Regions from separate parts of the Homo sapiens genome. Here regions 1 and 2 are each linked to region 3. Evidence: read pairs that join two places in POLR2A ChIA-PET (ENCODE). Cell type or tissue: MCF 10A. All regions are shown on one strand. Each heading gives the region's core, and the rest is flanking DNA. Links, peaks and the distances in the headings are about the cores only. Region 1 overlaps MVB12B (multivesicular body subunit 12B). Region 2 overlaps MAPKAP1 (MAPK associated protein 1). Region 3 overlaps GAPVD1 (GTPase activating protein and VPS9 domains 1).

Evidence for each region. Peaks named below come from ENCODE experiments on the same cell type or tissue, not always from the same donor. Only the 100,000 strongest peaks of a DNase experiment are listed, where the experiment ranks them.
Region 1: POLR2A ChIA-PET joins it to region 3 with 5 read pairs; 1 of 35 experiments calls an interaction of 5 or more read pairs at or near these places.
Region 2: POLR2A ChIA-PET joins it to region 3 with 6 read pairs; 1 of 35 experiments calls an interaction of 5 or more read pairs at or near these places.

Annotation. Positions count from the first base shown.
Region 1 is chr9:126,468,705-126,473,704 of GRCh38, reverse strand. The region is part of intron 7 of MVB12B (multivesicular body subunit 12B); the gene reads right to left. Among named protein-coding and RNA genes, the nearest start is that of NRON, 61 kb to the right of the region's middle. In MCF 10A, for the core only: no CTCF peak of the experiment used is centred there; a DNase peak (open chromatin) is centred at 2,504.
Region 2 is chr9:125,518,618-125,525,935 of GRCh38, reverse strand. The region is part of intron 7 of MAPKAP1 (MAPK associated protein 1); the gene reads left to right. Among named protein-coding and RNA genes, the nearest start is that of MAPKAP1, 180 kb to the left of the region's middle. In MCF 10A, for the core only: no CTCF peak of the experiment used is centred there; DNase peaks (open chromatin) are centred at 3,285 and 4,055.
Region 3 is chr9:125,325,547-125,332,864 of GRCh38, reverse strand. It overlaps GAPVD1 (GTPase activating protein and VPS9 domains 1), which reads right to left. Exons shown (of 28, transcript NM_001282680.3): 12 at 6,276-6,449; 13 at 2,647-2,787; 14 at 805-939; 15 at 236-355. Among named protein-coding and RNA genes, the nearest start is that of GAPVD1, 67 kb to the right of the region's middle. In MCF 10A, for the core only: no CTCF peak of the experiment used is centred there; a DNase peak (open chromatin) is centred at 3,644.

The sequences.
Region 1 (5,000 bases), core at 1-5,000, 1.1 Mb before region 3:
TAGCAGCTTCCCCGTGGTGCTGTCCTTGTGATAGCGAGTGAGTCCTCGCGAGATCTGGTTGTTTAAAGGCGTGTGGCACCTTCCGCTCTTTGGCTTTCTTGTTCCTGCTCTGGCATTCTTGTTCCTGCTCTGGCCATGTGATGAGCCTGTTCTGGATTTGCCTCCACTATGATTGGAAGCTTCCTGAGGGCTCCCCAGAAGCAGATGCTGCCATGCTTCCTGTACAGCCTGCAGAACCATGAGTCAATTAAACCTTTTCTTATAAATTACCCAGTCTCAGGTATTTCTTTATAGTAACGCAAGAATGAACTAATACACCACTTGCAAGGCTTAGAGGAGTTATGAGGCTTGGCTGGAGCCAGGATTCAAACCCAGAGTGTAACCTGCTCTGGGGCTATGGGGGGCTATGGCAGGGAAGGAGGGGCTGGGAGCTTGGCAGACCTGAGTTTTTGCTGCAGCTCAGCAGGTGCAGATGTGCAGCTGTTGCACAGGCCACCCCACCTCTCTGAGCCTTACTTGCCCTGTCTGTAAGGTGGGCATAATACTACAGCTGCCTCTGCGGGCTGTGGTGAGGGTGAAGAAAAATGAAATAAGACGACAGAGATAAAGCACCCACCACGTAGGGAGGGCTGGTCACCTAACCCTGGCTTCTGCTCTTACCAAAAGCCATGTGCTGGGGCAGGTTTCCTTTCAGTACTAGGCCAGTGCTTTCTTCTTCTTCTTGTTTTTAAATTTTTTTTTTATTTTTGGTGGCAGTTTTAACAAAATGCTGATCCACAGCATCGAGCTACCTCCAGCAGATGAAAGCAAGGATGTGCCGCTGGCTCTGTGGCGCAATTAGCATTCTCCTAAACAAACGAGCTTCAACAGAGCTGTAATTAAGCAGGCCTGTAATTAAGTATATGCCCTTTATCATAACGATCATGCTTAAAAATGGCATGATGCATGGAACTCTGTTATTAATGCTGTAATCCCAAACTGAAGTGCCAGTACATAGAAATCAGCATGTCAGGCCTGTCACCAGAGTGTTTGTAAAATACATTAAAGAAAAAAACCAGAAAACAATGAGCTCATTCAACTGTTCTTTTTACAATCAGGCACTACAAGTCAAGGGGATTGTGAATGCTTACAGATTCTACAAGGTTTAAACAAATAAAGCTCTAATCTGCTACTGTATTAATCCCACCCCCTATTTTAAAGGAGGAAAAAGGGGGTGGTGGGTTTTTTTTTTTTTTGCCAGCTGACCTGAATGCCTGTCTTTGCTATTCTCGGGGAAGCAGTCAGTCCAATCTGCATGCTGCATTTGTTTGGACATAAAATTGGATTCCTGCTTGCACAGACAGCTCTGCCATGAATCTGTAGGAACTTTGCCTGGCAACGAGATGGGATTATAGCTCCTGCATCCTCCCTTCATATGGGAACTATAATTTTACCTGCCAAGGCAGTCCTCCAGAGCCATCCCTTGATTCTCCCCTCCAAACACACACCTCAGACTTCTGCAGGCTCAACACAAACCCACCACTGACCAACTCCCAAGGCTCCGGACTTAGGACCACCCATTGCCCCGGAATACCTAGCTGCTCAGAGCCGCCAACCCTTATCCCTCCCCAACGTCTCAATACACAGCAGGGGTGAGGAAATACTCCAATCAACACATGGATTAATTTCAACATGCTTGATAAAGAGAGTCATAAAGTCATGTGGTAAAAATGTAAAAATTAAAAAAAAAAACAGACTCTATTACCAGCACCTCAATTGTTATCTGCTTAAAGTTGTCAAGCGGTGTTAAGTGAACTCGGGTAATAGTACCTCAAAGTACTTGCAGAGATGCTGGTGAACAATGAGGCTTATTGGCAGGTAGTCATTTTCGGAATAAAATTAAATGCAATTGGAGTGGTGGGAGGCCTTTAATTCTGTGTACCTGCCCGGGGCTTGGAGCTGTAAATAATCAGCAACCCTAAGCCTTTCTTCGCCCCTTTCCTGTGGCGTTTCAAAAGTCCTTTACAATTTGTAATGGGGAAAACGCCAACAACTCAAGATCTCAAGGCCATTTCTCAAAACTCATTTGCAAACCAAAACACGGAGCCTGTTTTGCTTTCTTGGTGATTTCACTTTGGGGATATTCCTTGGAAGATATTTGTAGATGCCTCCAGAGCTGTCTGCTCAGTGACATTCCAATTGAGTTTACACAGGGCCAACAACTTCCTTCTAGATCCCCAAAGTAATTTGTTTTGCCATGTTATTCATAAGCCAAAAGGAGTGATTTATCAGCCACTGCCGGAGCCTCCCGAGTCCCCCGCGTGAGAGGCAGCACGGGAGGACGGAGCACAGGCGCCGGAGTCAGACACGTGTGAACGCCGAGCTGGGCCCAGTGCTTGTTGGCCGTATGGCTTTGGGCAAGTCACTTAACCTCAGAGTCAGATTTTCATCTGTCATATGAGGATAATTGTGCCCACTCCGCAGCACCGCTGAGGGATCAGACAGCAACAGGAAAGAACAGCCTGACCACAGCAGCCACTGAGAAAATGGGGCAAGGCTGCGGTTTTATGTCGAAAGCAGCTGTTTCTGCAGGAAATGAGTTTAGACCAGGCCCCACTTCTAACTAGTTCTGTAATTTGGGACAAGTATTTAATCTCTCTGAGCCTCTCTTTCCTCAGCTGTAGAAGAGAGAAAATAATAATACCTGGACTGCAATGACATTCAAACAAGATAAAAACATAAAGCCCTAGGTACGAACGAACTGCTCAGTAACTGTTAGCCATTCGTATTAGTGTTAGTGTTATTACTGCTGTACAGAGGGAAATACCCTTTCACGGTTGACCTTTTTCTACCTGCTTTCACATAAGAACGTAAGTGCAGCCATATTAAATTACACAATCCATGGGCTGTGAGACCCAATCCAAAGACGTTTGGTGGGACGGAAGCAATGTTTGCTAAGGAGTCACTCATTGGGCACCCAGACCAGGGTGCCCTCACACCACAAACGAACATTCTTAGAGGTTCTATTTGGCATGAGCAATCTGGATTACACACACACACACACACACACACACACACAGAGCACTGACTCCTCCTAGGCTCCCCATCTCTACACAGAAGACTGTAATTGAGGGGCTCGCTTCATCCCTCTGCATCCCTAGTGCCCTGGGAGGAATCTAGGGCCACCAGCCCCCCCACCTCCTCCTTCAGGGCAGTCCCTCCCTCCAGGGTCCAGGGTGCAGTGCTGGGCTGCACAACCTCATGCAGGTCCAGGGCAGTTCTCTGAAAGCTATGGGAGCACAGAGGGAAGGCAGCTGCCCCACAGTCCACACCCACAAGAAACTCGACACACAACAAGAACATTCTCACTGAGCCTCAGAAGCTTGGATCTTGCTTCCAAGTCGAGCTTGACTTGCAACACCAGAGATAGCAGACACCACGGAGAGCCATGGTCTGGGGGACCCAATGAGTTACTCCTCAGCAAACATTGCTTTTGTCCCTCCAAACGTCTTTGGGTTGGGACTCACAGCCCCTGGGTTATGTAATTTAATATGGCTGCACTCCTGTTTTTATGGGAAAGCAGGCAGAAAGGGGTCTACCGCGAAAGGGTATTTTCCTCTGTACGGCAGTAATAACACTAATACTCACTAATACTAATACCAGTGGCTAACAGTTACTGAGCAGCTAGTTTGTACCTAGGGCCTTATGTTTTTATCTCATTTAAACATCATAGCAGTCCAGGTATTGTTATTGTCTTTCTTCCACAGTTTAGAAAAGAGAGGCTCAGAGACATTAAAGAAACATTTTTTTAACGTTATAAATATTTAATGGCTTGGGGCAGGGATCAACTGCATTTTGCTCAAGGTAAAGATAAAACGCAACTCAGTGATACTTTTCCACATGAGTTCAAAGGTACCCTGGTGGCTGAGGGGCCACTGGGTCAGTGCACACACCTGCTGCCCACAGCGACAAACGCAGAAACTCCTCAGTGAGCTCGAGACCAAAGGAGCTTTGTAGATGCAGAACAAAAAGCAGACCCAAGGTCCAATGCAGATACGTTACCACTAGTAGCGACCACATCCTCTGGAAGAAGGCATGCTCTAAAACAGGCAGTGTGATCTGCAGCCACGGGGGGTAACTGACAGCAAGGGCCTGACAGGCATGGCCTGTGACTACGGAGCACGCCTGTCCCCCAGGCTGAGCATCACATACACCCCTCGGTTGTGGAGCAGGGAACCTCAGGCTTGGAAGACGCACTTTCTCTGCCAGGGCTCTTTTTACCTTCTCAAAACCAACCCATCTATATTTTTAAGTTGTACTCTTTAACACTTCAGCACATGAATATATTTTCTAAGGAAACCATTCCAATAGGATAGCTAAGTCAAAGCACCCCTTGAATCCGGAGCCGCTGATCCCTGGACCCTTCTCAGAGCAAGCCTTGGTAGTGGTCTGTACACAGTGCCTGGGGTCCTGCCGGCCTGTCTCCCATGCATTCACCTGCGTGTTGGCATGTATAGAAAAAGGACAGAATATTATTTTTTTATTTTTTAGACATGGACTTTTGCTCTATCACCCAGGCTGAAGTGCAGTGGTGCCATCATAGCTGTGTGTAGCCCCGAAATCCTGGGCTCAAGGGGTCTTCCTGCCTCAGCCTCCCAAGTAGCTGGGATTACAGGCATGAGCCACTACAGCTGGCCAGAATTTTGTTTTGTATGTATTCGTGTTTTTAATAAAAATAGCATCACAGCATAAGTAACTGTTTTGCAATTTACTTTTTTTCAATTGACTGTGTTTCCACATCAATTCTTAGAGCTCTGTGTCTCAGCCTTTTTAACTGTTGCATAGAAGTAGGGTCCAGAGACAACCAAGAACCAGCCTGCCAGGAGTCCTGATGGCCATTCTCAGCAGACTGAAGGACATCATGAGGTCCCTGGGGAGCCACCAAAGGGTCTTTGAGCTGGAGAGAGAGATGGGGAGATTTAGGTTTTAACAGCGTCTCCCTGGCTATGGAGAGGAGAATG
Region 2 (7,318 bases), core at 882-5,881, 190 kb before region 3:
GAGGTGGCTGTTGCGGATCAGAAGATCATGCTTCCTCTATTGGCTTAAAACTGGTCATTCTCTGTCTTTGAGTTCCTTGCTTTAGTCTCCTCTTCAATAAAATAAGGTCCCAACCAGATCATAGTCTTCTGGTTGATAGCCTTAACTGTGGAGCTTAGTTAAGACCTGGGTTCTAGAAGACCTACCTGGTTCCACCCCTGCTCCTGTTACTTTTCCTTTTTTTTTTTTTGTTTGTTTTTGTTTTTGTTTTTTTGTTTTGTTTGAGATGGAGTTTTGCTCTTGTTGCCCAGGCTGGAGTGCAATGGCGCAATCTCAGCTCACCACAACCTCCGCCTCCCAGGTTCAAGTGATTCTCCTGCCTCAGCCTCCCAAGTAGCTGGGATTACAGGCATGCGCCACCGCACCCGGCTAATTTTGTATTTTTAGTAGAGAAGGAATTTCTTCATGTTGGTCAGGCTGGTCTTGAACCCCCGACCTCAGGTGATCTGCCCACCTCAGCCTCCCAAAGTGCTGTGATTACAGGCGTGAGCCACCGCGCCCGGCCTCCTGTTACTTTTTCTAGCTCTCTGATAAGTTTCTTAACCTGTTTGAACTTCGTTTTCCTCATTTATGAATGAAAATAATAATAATGTCTTCTTCATAGCATTATTGTGAGAATTAAGCAGCGATCCTTGCAAAGCACCAAGGACCCAGTAAGTCTTTGCTGTTATTATCTTATCACTCAGTAAATGTTAGTCCTGTCCCCTCCTTTCAGTTTCAGTCATGAAACCTAGTCAGACTCACAATTTTGTGATCTAATGCTCTTTTTGTATGAATATGACTGCTTTGAGTTATAGTTCAAAAGAGACTCTAGCTGCTAAGGAACCCAGCTCAAATTGAGTCCATGTATTAGGTACAGCCCAGAATGTGTGCATCTGTCTGCGCAGCTGCTCATTTGGGCTTTTCCAGGGGTCCGAGGCCCCTTGTCAGAGCAGCAGAGCATCAGCAAGAACATAGGAGTGCACGTGTAGGAATGACCTAGCCTTCCTCTGGAGCACCCTGCATCTGGAGCAGGATATGCAGAAGGGTTAAAAGCTGGAGAAACTTTAGTCATAAATTTTCTTTTCAGCAGGACTTCCCAGGGAACATCTGACATTAGCAGAGAGGAAATGCTGATTGGCCTGGGAGTCAGCTGAAGGAGACAGGAACTGCAGTGGAAGCTGCTGGATTTACTGTTATTAGCAAGGCAAATGGAAAGCCAGCAGGGCAGCCCAGCTCCCAGATAATAGATCTAACAAGAAAGAAAACTCTGAGAAAGGAAAATGGCTGACAGCCACGTCTCCTCTTCTGCCATTTTTCCCATTGCTTTTACCTTTTTGTTTTGTTTGTAGCACAAAGAGAAGCAACATGTTCGGTTGTAAGTCACAATTGGCTTAAAATAAAACAGGATATATAATTCAGCTTCTTACCTGTTTAAGATAAGAAGCTTGAGAGTTGAACATGGCAAAATGTGCAAAATTGTATTAATGTATTAAGAAATAGTTGCTATTTATTGAGCACTTATGTGCCAAACTAAGTGCTTTACATGTGTTATCTCATTTAATCTGTATAATAACCACATGAGTTAGAAATTATCATCATTCCCCACTTAGAGATAAGGAACCAGTGCTTAGAGCACTTAAGTAATTTCCAAAGGTCTTATGAATTGGTGGTAGTGCTTGACCCCACCATCACTGTCCTACCAACCTAGTAGAAGGTACTGAGGTGAGAACTTAAATGGCTGTTATAAAGCTGGACAGGGTAGTGGTAATTAAAGTGCTGGGAGTGTATTTAGGGCAACCTAAATCTATGCTCCTAGGTTGCAGTCCTCAAGCCTGGCCTCTTTACTTACGTAAAAAAATAAAAAATAAATAAATAAATAAGTACTCACCAAGGCTTGTGTTCTGACTTGAAACACAAACCTCAGTTGGCACAATGGTTATTAGAAGGAAGATGGGGCAGGCAGAGAGAAGCCCTGTTGACAGGTGGAGCCAATCTCTGAAGGATCTGGCCCCCACAGCAGGGAACAGGGCAGATGGGCAGTCAGCAGTGGGGGGCCATAAGGACAGCGGGGGAACTGCAGGTCCTGGCAGCAAGGACCAGGGAAGCAGATGATGCTCAGCACCTGGGGGTGGCCGTACCAAGAGCCACAGCTTATCCAGGGTTAGATCACAAAGGCAACAGGTGAGTAAAAATCCCATTGTCAAAATTACCTGTGGGAAAGAAAAATCTCTTTAAAAATGCCCATCAGAGGCAATGTAATTTTTCTCATTAAATTCACACAGCTTTTTTCTCTAGCATCGTAACAGCTAAAAGTACATATTTTTAAATGCTAAAATCAAACTTGGTCTAGAAAGACTGAGATACTATCATCCACCCATTTAATGCAGTTAGTCACTTATCACACATTTACAAGGTTCCATAGTTGCAAAGATGATTTCTGGACTCCTGCCTCATATTCCCACTCTTGGGGCTCATTGGATCACTGAGAGTCATGGCAAGTGGAATTCTCCCAACTGCTTAAATTGTGCTCTTGGTCAGGTCTCCCTCTTTTTTTCCTCTTTTCTACCTAGCAAGTATGGTTGAATTCAGATAAATTAAATGTATGATTTATGCACAAGGAAATCCAGGCGGGCAGGCAGTATCAGAGGGCAGGGCAGGATTTTCAGAGAGACACACTGGGAACCTAGCATGGCACCAGGCCTGAGGGCAGGGTTCTGGGCAGGATTGGGCCAGGAGCAAGGACAGTTAACTGAATGAGATGTAAAGGCCAAGGCTAGAGTTTTTAAAAAGGAAGCCCTGTTTTTGGTTGGCTGGGGATTGTAGAAATCCTATTGCCTTGAAGACGTTAACTGGTGCAACTTTCCCTATTGTGGGGAAAGGAAGGAGGCCAGTCTGGGACTCTGGTTGGGCCTGATATCATGGGGTCAGAAGGAGAGAAGATAAGACTTAGGGGATAATCAAAAAGGAGGGATGTGATTTTGACAAGCTGACGGAGTCAGTCTGGGTGAAGGGAAGGGCACAGCAGTGACATGGAGGTAGGAAACCAGGACATATATGCACTGAACAGTGAGTCTAGTTTGGGTCATAAAGGACATAGATGGACAAGAAATTAGGATGGATAGAAAGCCTTGAGAGTGGGGTAAGGAATTTGCATCTAAACTAGTAGCCTGCAAGGAAGTTGTGAAGGGATTGTATGAAAGTGATACCTTGAATCTACCAGAATTTGGCTCTGGAGAGCACTCTAACAATAGGGTGAAGAGTGGTTGGCTGGAGGCCAGAAGAAGGTTGGGAAACCATTACTGCGGCCTGAGTGAGAAGGAATGCAAGGGAGATGTATTAAGTGGGTAGAGTCTGCAGAACTTGGGAGCCGATTTAATGTCATCAACAAGGGGGAAGGCTAAGAAGTATTCCAAACTTGAGAGTGCCGTGTTCACTATGCCAAGTCCTTAGAGGCCAGATGCAGAGTCTTGTTCATCTTCATATCTACAGTGACTAGCTCATGACATGGCACATGGTAGGAGTTTAGTACAGTTTGATGAACCAACTGATTTAATTCATTGGGTGAATCGTAGTGTCGTCATTGGAAGCACAGTTACAAGGAAAAAAAGCTGGTTTGAGAATGGAAGGATGATAAGTTTATAGTTGATTGTCCTGTAAAATTAGAAGCAAAAAAGAGCTTAGAGTCTCTTTCTTCCTGCAAAGGCTGGTCCAACCATTCACTGGCAGTGGTGCTTCCCTGAAGAGTTGGTAGAAGTCCCTAAAGAGGCCCTGTAGCCTTTTGTCCCACCCTGGGCTAGAGCCCCTTCCACCAGGGCCACTGGCATCAAGCTAGCCAAAGAATAATCCTGGTGCCTCACTGAATCTGCTCAAAATCCTGTCAAGTACATACAACTACTGTATTATCCGCATTTAACAGAGGAAGAGACTGAAGTTCAGAGAGGAAGTGGTTTACCGAAGCCTCTGACATAAGCAGATTTGAATGAAAGTCTTCAGATTCCAATATATCATAACAGAGTCTGCTGACTGAAAACAATTGGCTCTAAGCTTGCTCTCCACTGACTCAGGTTGGAGTCACCACTTTCATGTAGCTCAGAGAAGGTTGAAGATAAATGAAGTCTCATTTTTGTTTCTTCTGTTTTTTGTCCTTAGGTGCTTGTGACTAAATTCACTAATTTCACTGGCTGTCAAGGCTGTGTTAAGGAAAATGGGTTTGAACTGCTGTGGGTTTTGAGTACTGGACTGGATGTCAGAAACCTTTGCCATCACGGGAAATTCTGTCACTCTGGATTTACTGTCTGTTCCCCACAGCTAAATTCCTCTGCAGTGTGATTTAGCACCCTGGATCCCCATCAACCAGTTTTGGCATTTATTTGAATGCATTACCCCACTGGTTTCCATAAACTATTTTACAATTGTTTAAAATAAATGACTGTTTATTTCCACAAAACCATCTGTATTTCTTTACAGAGCAACAGATAACTGTATGTAAAATTTGGTATTGTCACAGTGACTCAAGTTAAGAGAAACAGATTGGATTGAAAAATTGGATTCTTAGGGACAAAGGTAAAGGTTTCCAACCTCTCTAACAAGTGATATCTGGATTTCAAGGAGAAAAAAAAATTTCCTTTTTTACAAATAGTAGGGGACCTCCTTTCTCTAAAGAGAAGTACATTCCTGCTGGCTGCATAGTGACAGGATGTAGAGTATTAGCACTCCTCATGGTAGTGAAGGGTCTGCGCCTTCAAGCACACTCTCTGCCTACAACCGCATATATGAGGCTCCTGTCCAGTGGCTCCCAACCTTCTGCAAGTTTTGAAGTTTTTGGTTGTACATGTGTTACCTCTTCTTGTTCTGATGTTGAGTGGGCTCCACTTAGGCCTGTGTGTTGTGGCTCAGATAACTTTGGTAGGATATGTGTTGGGATAGGTGGCTACTGAAGATGGACCTGGGTAAGAGAACCAGACTGATGGGGATGAGGGATTGGACCCTGTCAATGATGGTCTTCCATTCTCCAGCCAATGTCCAGGTGAGTCAGCTAGATCCATGCTAGTTCCATCCATCCCTAGGAAACCCAGTCAGAGTTGGGACACTAATGGGAATCTCCAAACAGTGGAGGCATTTGGAGTCAGATGGAGGTGGAGCTCCAAGTCTACTTTGGAGGAAGAGGTAGGATGGTAACTAAGCAGGATGGGCTTGTTTCATCACCAGATAATCACTAAACATACCTGTATGCTGAGGCTGTCCTAGGAATGTAGGGACGCTGAAATGTGCTCTCCATTCTCAACTTGCATATATGTAGTACAAGAGGTCTTTGTAGTGTGGGTTGCACGAAGAAGTCCAGAGACAGAGGCATCTAAGCAGAGTTTTGATTCCTTGAGTGGGAAAAAACAGAGTAAAGAAGTGAAGTAGAGGGAAGATTGTTCCAAACTGAGGGACTAGTATGAGCAAAGACACAGATGGTTGAAATGGCATGGTTTGGAGGATATTTCTGGATTACTATATCATTAGAGGGGAGGAAGATGAGGCCAGTAAGGCTGACCTGGAGGTTTCAGCCTCTCCTAGAGAACTAGAGACCCTTCTCTTTCCGAGTGCTGCTTAGAAAGCAGAAGCAGCAACCCAGGCATAGGGACAATGCAGCTAAAGCTACAGACTTTATGAAAACTGTGGGCCAGGCATCCTTTCTACTTACACGTTTTACTTGTATTAACTCAATGAATCCTTGCAACAACTCTAAGATATAGATGCCCATTTTTACAGATGGGAAATTTTACAGATGGGAAAGTAATGCACAGAAAGGCTAAGTAACTTACCCAGGATTACATAACATGTGAGTGGTGGAGCTAGGACTTCACACCCAAGGAGTCTGGCTTATAAGCGTTACATCATACTGTCTCAAATGTGCTGGGGTCTGCAGAGTTTGCAGAACATTCCCTAGATACACACTTTATTAAGCTTAGGCAGGGATCAAATCCAGACCTTTTCTCTACCCACAGGCTGTAGGGATGGACTCCTGACCACCACTTATCTCAAAGCCTGCATGGAGGCTTCAGAACTGCCTTAGAGGAAGACCAGAGACATTATGGGACACCTTTGTTTTCTGTGGCTCTGGGTAGAATCCATGAGGAGGCTGGGGCGGGCATAGTTATCAGGCCATGGTGATAACAGGAGCGAATGGGATCTGACCCTTGGTCTGCAGTTGTGGCCTGCCTTTGTAAACAGTTTTTGTTATTAATTTTTTAAATTATATATATATATATATATAAAAGACATATATATGTATATATATTAGACAAGGTCTTGCTTTGTCATCCAGGATGGAGTGCAGTGGCATGATCATAGCTCACTACAGCCTTGATCTCCTAGGCTCAAGCAATCCTCCCACCTCAGCCTTCCAAGCAGCTAAGACAAGTGTGTGCTACCATACCAGGCTAATTTTTATTTTCTGTAGAGACGGGATCTTACTGTGTTGCTCAGGCTGTTCTTGAACTGGCGTCAAGCGATCCTCCCCACCTTGACCTCCCAAAGTGCTGGGATTACAGGCACGAGCAACCGCACCCAGCTGTAAACAGTCTTTGTAGTCTGGCCCCAGATGCTCCAGTCAGTCCTCTTCACCTTTGCCTGCTCAACCCCTTTAAGCAGCACTGGAAGCTTCTGTGGTCTACTTGTAGCTTGACTATGGACCTCAGGAACTCTTGAACAGGCTCTATCCCAATTTAGTTCCTGGCTCCTCAACTGTTTAGGTCTCTCTCCAGAGCCACTGAGCCTACATGATGTGTGAGGAGCCAGATGGTGTGAGAGGAGACTCAAGGAGGTTCCAGGGGCCACAGTCTTCCCTAGTCTGGTCTAGCTGGAATAATCTCTGAGATTTTTCCACCTCATTTTTTAAAATTGAATTTTTAAAATAAATGTAATACTTATAATGATCTACTGTCAAAAACCCAAATGTGATAGGAATCTATAAAGTAAAAATCAAAAGCCATCTTCTTTGCTGGTATACCTTCCTCTACCCCACAGGTTACTACAGGTAAAAGAACGGCTGTGAGAATGGTTTGGTTCATGACCCTCCAGATTGTGCTGTGTGTTTCACAAATCCACATATCAGTGCACCTATGTTTTGGTGCTTTTATTTTATTCGGGTTTTACTTTACTAACATGTAGCCTACTCTGTACATTCTATATCTTATAAATTTAATAATGTATCATAGAATTCTTCCCATGTCTTATTAACTTAGCTTTATTTTGTTTTAGAGATGGTCTTGCTCTGTTGCCCAGGCTGGAGTGCAGTGGCACCATCATA
Region 3 (7,318 bases), core at 1,051-6,050:
TCTTCGTGCTAAGGACTTTCTCTACACATGGAATTTTTTCATTATGACTGACACCTAGAAGTGGAACTAACCTGACTAAATTTAGAATGTGAACATTTAAGACCTTAAATAGATACTGACAAAGTATGTCCCAAAGTGCTATACCAACAGATGCTGTCACCAGCAATGTGTCACAGTGCCAGTTTCAACCACGGATGTGGTCATTTTTTAAGTCATCCTCATTTCCCCCTCTTACCGTGAGTTATTTCATCCATGTCTGGACTAGTGACAGAATCTTTACCCCCAAAATCAGAGCTGCACTCAGATCTCAGGTCTTCAATCTTATTGGGAATATCCTCAGAGGTTGCACTTATGCCTTTAAAAAACAATAGTAAAAAATAAACAGGAAGAAGAACAAAATATCCACACAAAAAGTATATGAAATTTGGAGAAACTGAAACATTCTCGAATTTTGTGTCCCAGTTCTATACATGTGAGTTTAGTATTATATCCTTTATGGTACTACTGCTTAAATATACTTACCTTGCTTTACACAACATAATCAGAATCGTACAATTCTAAAGTAGGACAGGCTACTAAGAACAGAAACAGTTGTAGAGAGACTGTTTGCCAATTACTTCAACAGGCTCCATAAGGCCACACATTAAGTTCTCAAAGATTTCAGGTGCAATGGAAATAAGTTTGTTTTCTGGAAATTACTCAGCTCTTAAATATAACATATCTTTTTGTATCAACTTTATAAATAGGAGGGGGTAGGGGGTGAACACCTTCAAATCCCTACTCCTTAAAACAAGACAGACATACCGGACACAACACTGAGGCCTGGTGTGCTGGGGCGGGAACTGACCTCCCTGACATCCGTATCATCAGATGTGCTACCCAGTCCAGAACAGCTCTCCAGTTCTTGCAGACGCTCCTCCTGCTTTAGGTCTGGGGCCTCTAAATAGAAGATAAGAGGTATGTTACATTTGTGATTCTCTTAGCACACCACAATTTCAGCTTTTGTGACCCAGATAAACAAAGCTACCAGGGCATGAATAAAATCAGTGCAAATACATGTGTAAGTCTGGACTAGTTAATGCTAGTTAGATTAAGTGTTAAGTCAAAGTTGTGATTTTCATCCCAATATAAGCCAGTTCACTGTGCACAGATGAAAACGTGGTTCTAGATCACTAATGTCACAGAGTATGCTATTGATTAACATGTGAACTGGACAAGAGAGTATGGAATAGCCTGGTATTAAATCAACCACTTCCTAAAAAGTAACTCCTATGAATACTCAACAGCTGGTAAGCTAATCCTATTGTCCCCAACTGGTCTTCAAACAAGGCTAGCATATCTGAATGCTTTAACATTATAAAACAGGCCAGCCGTGGTAGCTCACACCTGTAATCCCAGCACTTTGGGAGGTCGAGGCCGGCAGATCACCTGAGGTCAGGAGTTCGAGACCAGCATGCCCAACACGGTGAAATCCCATCTCTACTAAAAATACAAAAACTAGCTAGGCGTGGTGGCAGGTGCCTGTAATCCCAGCTACTTGGGAGGCTGAGGCAAAAGAATCACTTGAACCCAGGAGGCAGAGATTGCACTGAGCCGTGATTGCACCACTGCACTCCAGCCTGGGTGACAGAGTGAGACTCCATCTCAAAAAAAAAAAAAATTATAAAACACATATCAGGATCACTTAATAATTCTTGAACCAAGTAAATCAACAGAATGTAATGCAGATACACAGTTACTTATATTTACATTCTGGTAGTTGACATTTAGTTGAAAGCAAAGATGCGTCTTCATAATCAGAAAAAAATGCAATGCATATGAAAAGACAAAGTACAAAACACTTTATATACATTTATAATAACCTGCACAAAAAAAAAATCCTCAGGATTACAGAATCTCAATTTCAACGTATTTCAAAAACACATTAAGCATGTTTTAGAGAGTCAAGTTCTCCCCTGTGATAAATCTAAATGTGTTTACCAAGCAAGCACTCAGTTTGAACTGTGTTGCTACTCTTATCCTGTCATGAGTTTGTGGAAGATACTAAATTCAATGATTCACACGGACTCTGATAATCACAGAAAATTGCTTTCAAAATAACTCAACACAGAGTCTGAAAGCACCTGCCATCACAGTCTATGCTATCTAACAGAGCATTTTCCCTTAATGGACAGAAAATGCCCTAAACTAATTTTCCATTTGACATTCTTAGCAATGTGATCACCTCATCTTTGTCAAATGTATAACTGGCTGGGCATGATGGCTCATGCCTGTAATTCCAGCACTTCGGGAGGCCAAGGTGGGCAGATCACCTGAGGTCAGTAGTTCAAGACCAGCCTGGCCAACATGGTGAAACCCTGTTTCTCTAAAAATACAAAAATTACCCGGCATGGTGGGGCATGTCTGTAATCCCAGCTACTCAGGAGGCTGAGGCGAGAAGACTGCTTGAACCCAGGAGGCAGAGGTTGCAGTAAGTTGGGATCGCGCCACAGCACTCCAGCCTGGGTAAAAGAGCAAGACTCCATCTCCATTAAAAAAAAAAAAAAAGTGTATTTGACAAAATATACATAATACAGAGTTGGGATACCTTGCATTTAATTAAAACTTCTGTATAAATGAAAAAGCAAACAATGACAGCATACTAACCTGAGTCACTTGGCAATACCTCTACACTCCAAGCTTCACTTGTTGTCTCTGATATGGTAGAACCAGTGCAGGGGTCAAGAAGCACTGACCCTGAACCTGGGAGGCACAGCAAACTGCCTAACATGTTCTCTGCTGCAGCACCTGTATAACCAGTGGGAAGCAAAGGGTTAACAAAGATCCTGGAGGAAAGTGCAGTGATAGTGGAGAAAAGCCAAACACTAGCTAACAAAATCTCCTGGCTGGGCGCGGTGGCTCACACCTGTAATCCCAGCACTTTGGGAGGCTGAGGCAGGCAGATCACTTGAGGCCAGGAGTTCAACACCAGCCTGGCCAACATGGCGAAACCCCGTCTCTACTGAAAATACAAAAATTAGCCAGGTATGGTGGCGTGCACCGGTAGTCTCAGCTACTTGGGAAGCTGAGGCACAAGAACCCGGGAGGCAGAGGTTGCAGGGGGTGCAGAGACTGCAGTGAGCCGAGGTCATGCCATTGCCCTCCAACCTGGTCAATGTGAGTGAGACCCTGTCTCAAAAATAAAAATGGCCGTGTCATTTTGGGACTTTGTCTCAAAAAAAAAAAAAAAACCACCAAATTCCTCTCTACCTACAAGAAAGAGGCCAAAGTAAGAATAACTTCAATCAAGCACACCACTAAAAACACAAGTTCCTACTTTGGTCACAATGGCACAATACCCTTTTCACCAGTTTCCTCCAGTTCACCTTTGACTCTCCATAGAGAAAACACACATCATTAAGTCAAGTAATTTCAACAGCTTTAGCTTTGATTTCTCAGCAAATTTTACAGGGGTCCTTAATATCGTTCTAAAATTTATAGCCCTACAAAGATTAAAAACACTGAGAGTTTAACCACAGAATGTTATGCTGGCCAAATATTTTTTCTTCCAGCATATTAGTCACTATTCAGGGCAATAAGATACATTCACAGGAAAATACACATCTTCATAGCACTCACTCAACTGCAAATACAGCTTATTGCGCAAATACAGCTAACTGCCAAGAACAATACCACTTTGGCATCTGGAACAAAGTAATGTAAAACCAATTAAGAAATCTATTTACACCTCTCCCTCTCCCTCTCCCTCTCCCCACGGTCTCCCTCTCATGCGGAGCCGAAGCTGGACTGTACTGCTGCCATCTTGGCTCACTGCAACCTCCCTGCCTGATTCTCCTGCCTCAGCCTGCCGAGTGCCTGCGACTGCAGGCACGCGCCGCCACGCCTGACTGGTTTTGGTGGAGACGGGGTTTCACTGTGTTGGCCGGGCGGTCTCCAGCCCCTAACCGCGAGTGATCCGCCAGCCTCGGCCTCCCGAGGTGAGCCCCCCTGCCCGGCCAGCCGCCCCGTCCGGGAGGGAGGTGGGGGGGGGGTCAGCCCCCTGCCCGGCCAGCCGCCTCGTCCGGGAGGTGAGGGGCGCCTCTGCCCGGCCGCCCCTACTGGGAAGTGAGGAGCCCCTCTGCCCGGCCACCACCCCGTCTGGGAGGTGTGCCCAACAGCTCATTGAGAACGGGCCAGGATGACAATGGCGGCTTTGTGGAATAGAAAGGCGGGAAAGGTGGGGAAAAGATTGAGAAATCGGATGGTTGCCCTGTCTGTGTAGAAAGAAGTAGACATGGGAGACTTTTCATTTTGTTCTGCACTAAGAAAAATTCTTCTGCCTTGGGATCCTGTTGATCTGTGACCTTACCCCCAACCCTGTGCTCTCTGAAACATGTGCTGTGTCCACTCAGGGTTAAATGGATTAAGGGCAGTGCAAGATGTGCTTTGTTAAACAGATGCTTGAAGGCAGCATGCTCCTTAAGAGTCATCACCACTCCCTAATCTCAAGTAATCAGGGACACAAACACTGCGGAAGGCCGCAGGGTCCTCTGCCTAGGAAAACCAGAGACCTTTGTTCACTTGTTTATCTGCTGACCTTCCCTCCACTATTGTCCCATGACCCTGCCAAATCCCCCTCTGTGAGAAACACCCAAGAATTATCAATAAAAAAATAAATTTAAAAAAAAAAAAAAAAAGAAATCTATTTGCACTACTTAAAAATACAAATCGAAAGTATTAAACATTATTATACGTCTGTGTTAAAAACACTGAAGTTCAAAAGGCTTCACTACTTTGGATTAAACCTAATAAAAGAATAATTCTACTTCAGGGCATGAAAAAAAATTAGAAAAAAAGTTACTAATAAAAGTTACCTTTTAAAGCTATATCATAAAATAATTAGAAATAAAATAATGTCTGGAACTTGCCTAAACATAATGAGGGGAGAGAAGAGGGTAGTGGATAGGAGAACAGATGAAAGAAAGCTGGCCATGTGGGTCTAACTCCTGAAACTGAGTGATGGGTACACTGGGTTCATGATACCACCATCTCTTGTATTTGTTTAAAATGTTCCATGATTTAGGCCGGGAGCAATGGCTCATGACTGTAATCCCAGCACTTTGGGAGGCCGAGGCGGATGGATCACTTGAGGTCAGGAGTTCGAGACCAGCCTGGCCAATATGGTGAAACCCCGTCTCTACTAAAAATACAAAAATTATCTGGGTGTGGTGGTGGGCACCTGCAGTCCCAGCTACTCGGGAGGCTGAGGCAGGAGAATCACTTAAACCAGGGAGGCAGAGGTTGCAGTGAGCTGAGATCGCACCACTGCAACTCCAGCCTGGGCGACAGAGTAAGACTCTATCTTAAATTAAAAAAACAAAAACAAAAAAAAACCTATTGGTTACTATGCTCACTACCTGGGTGGCAAAATCATCTGTACACCAAACCCCAGCAACATACAATTTGCTCTAACAATTTCCCATGTAACAAATCTGCACATGTACCCCCTGAACCTAAAATAAAAGTTGAAGAAAAATAAACATATCAATAAATTTTCCATGATTTAAAAACAAAATGAAGATGAGGGTTACAAGACTATATATCTTTCAGAACTCATAAAACAGTATCCAAAAAGGAGCGAATTTTAGTGTATATACATAGCACCTGAATAAACTTCACATTAAAAAAAAAGAAGGCAGGAGGATCACTTGAGCTCATTAGTTCAAGACCAGCCTGAGCAACAAAGCGAAATCCTGTCTCTATTTGAAAATAAATAAAAATGTAAGAAGAAGAAAAAGAAAAACCTGGTTACCCTTAGGAACTGAATTAACTCTTCCAGAAGTGAATTCATTTTTTTAGAGAACAGCAGTATCATATTGTTGTGAAAGATTTTATGGCTATAATCTATAAGAATTTTCATCTTAAGGTTAGGTGTTTGGCTTCAAACAGAGAATATACTAATTAGAGACAGACTAAGAACTTATACTATGCCCTGCAAACAACACTTGACCAGAAGCTAATTCAAAACACTGGTTTTTCTTTCTTTCTTTTTTTTTTTTGGGCAGCTGGGAGGAGGATGGGTAAGGGGTGGGATTAAATGTAGAAAGGAAAAACACTAGTTATATTTAAGTAAAGAAAAAAGTACCCAAATGCCTTGTTCCATACAGTTATAACAGTTTCCCAGATGGTGCTAACACACACAATGTTTGTCAGGGCACTGGTGCTCCCTCCCATGAAAGGTTGGTGGATTTGAATAACTAAACCGTGATATTTCAGAGACATTAAATGGCAGTTACCTGCAATTTCTTGCAAGCGATCTTCATCAATATTAGGGTCAAAGTCACTTCCCAAGACGTCTGTACTCCAGGTCTCACTCACTGTTTCTGATATGTCCCTATCATCTGTTAATCCCATCATGTCACGAATTTCAAACTTCCTTAGCTTATCATCAAGGTTATCCTGTGTTGTAGCTATCAAAAACAAAATTAAGCACTTTTAAAATAGTAGCACAGCTATGACTTTTTAATCAACTTTAAAGAATTTTATCTCCATGTTGGTCAGGCTGGTCTCGAACTCCCAATCTCAGGTGATCCGCCCGCCTCGGCCTCCCAAAGTGCTGGGATTACAGGCGTGAGCCACTGTGCCTGGCCTATCAATTCACTTCTTAATCTAGCATTTTGCATATGCCAACCACCTATCTCAGAATCTCCCAGGAAGTTTGCTAAAGAGGTGACATTTGTTCAACTTCTTTCATAAGCTCATATGAAAGTTCCTCCTCCACTTATGCAATGGCCTCCAGTGGATAACTGAAGCTTCGGATCGTACCAAATCCTATATATTCCATGCTGTTTTCATCTGATAAGCAGTGACTAATAGGCAGGTAGTGTATATGTGGATACACTGAACTAAGGAATGATTCATGTCCTGGATGTGATAGAGTGAGACTGTGTGAGATTTCATCACATTATTCAGAATGGCACAGAATTTAAAGCTTATGAATTATTTCTGAAATTTTCCATTTAATATTTTTGCACCAAGTTTGCCCATGGGTAACTGAAGCCATGGAAGGTGAAACCATGGATAAGGAGGTACTACTTTATTACTTGAGTTTTCTCTGCTGCTTGCAACAAACTTAATCCTAATTAATACACTGATAAACAAATCCAGTAAAATACAGCATTACTTTTTTCAAGCCACACACACTCCAATGACAATACTCTTTTTCTTTCTAAAAACTGACTTCTTTTTTAGAAGTAAGACTTGGGAAATGGAATTTTTAAAAAGCTAACCAGGTAATTCTTATGCATGCTAAAATCACTGTGTCAAACCTAGTTGAGGG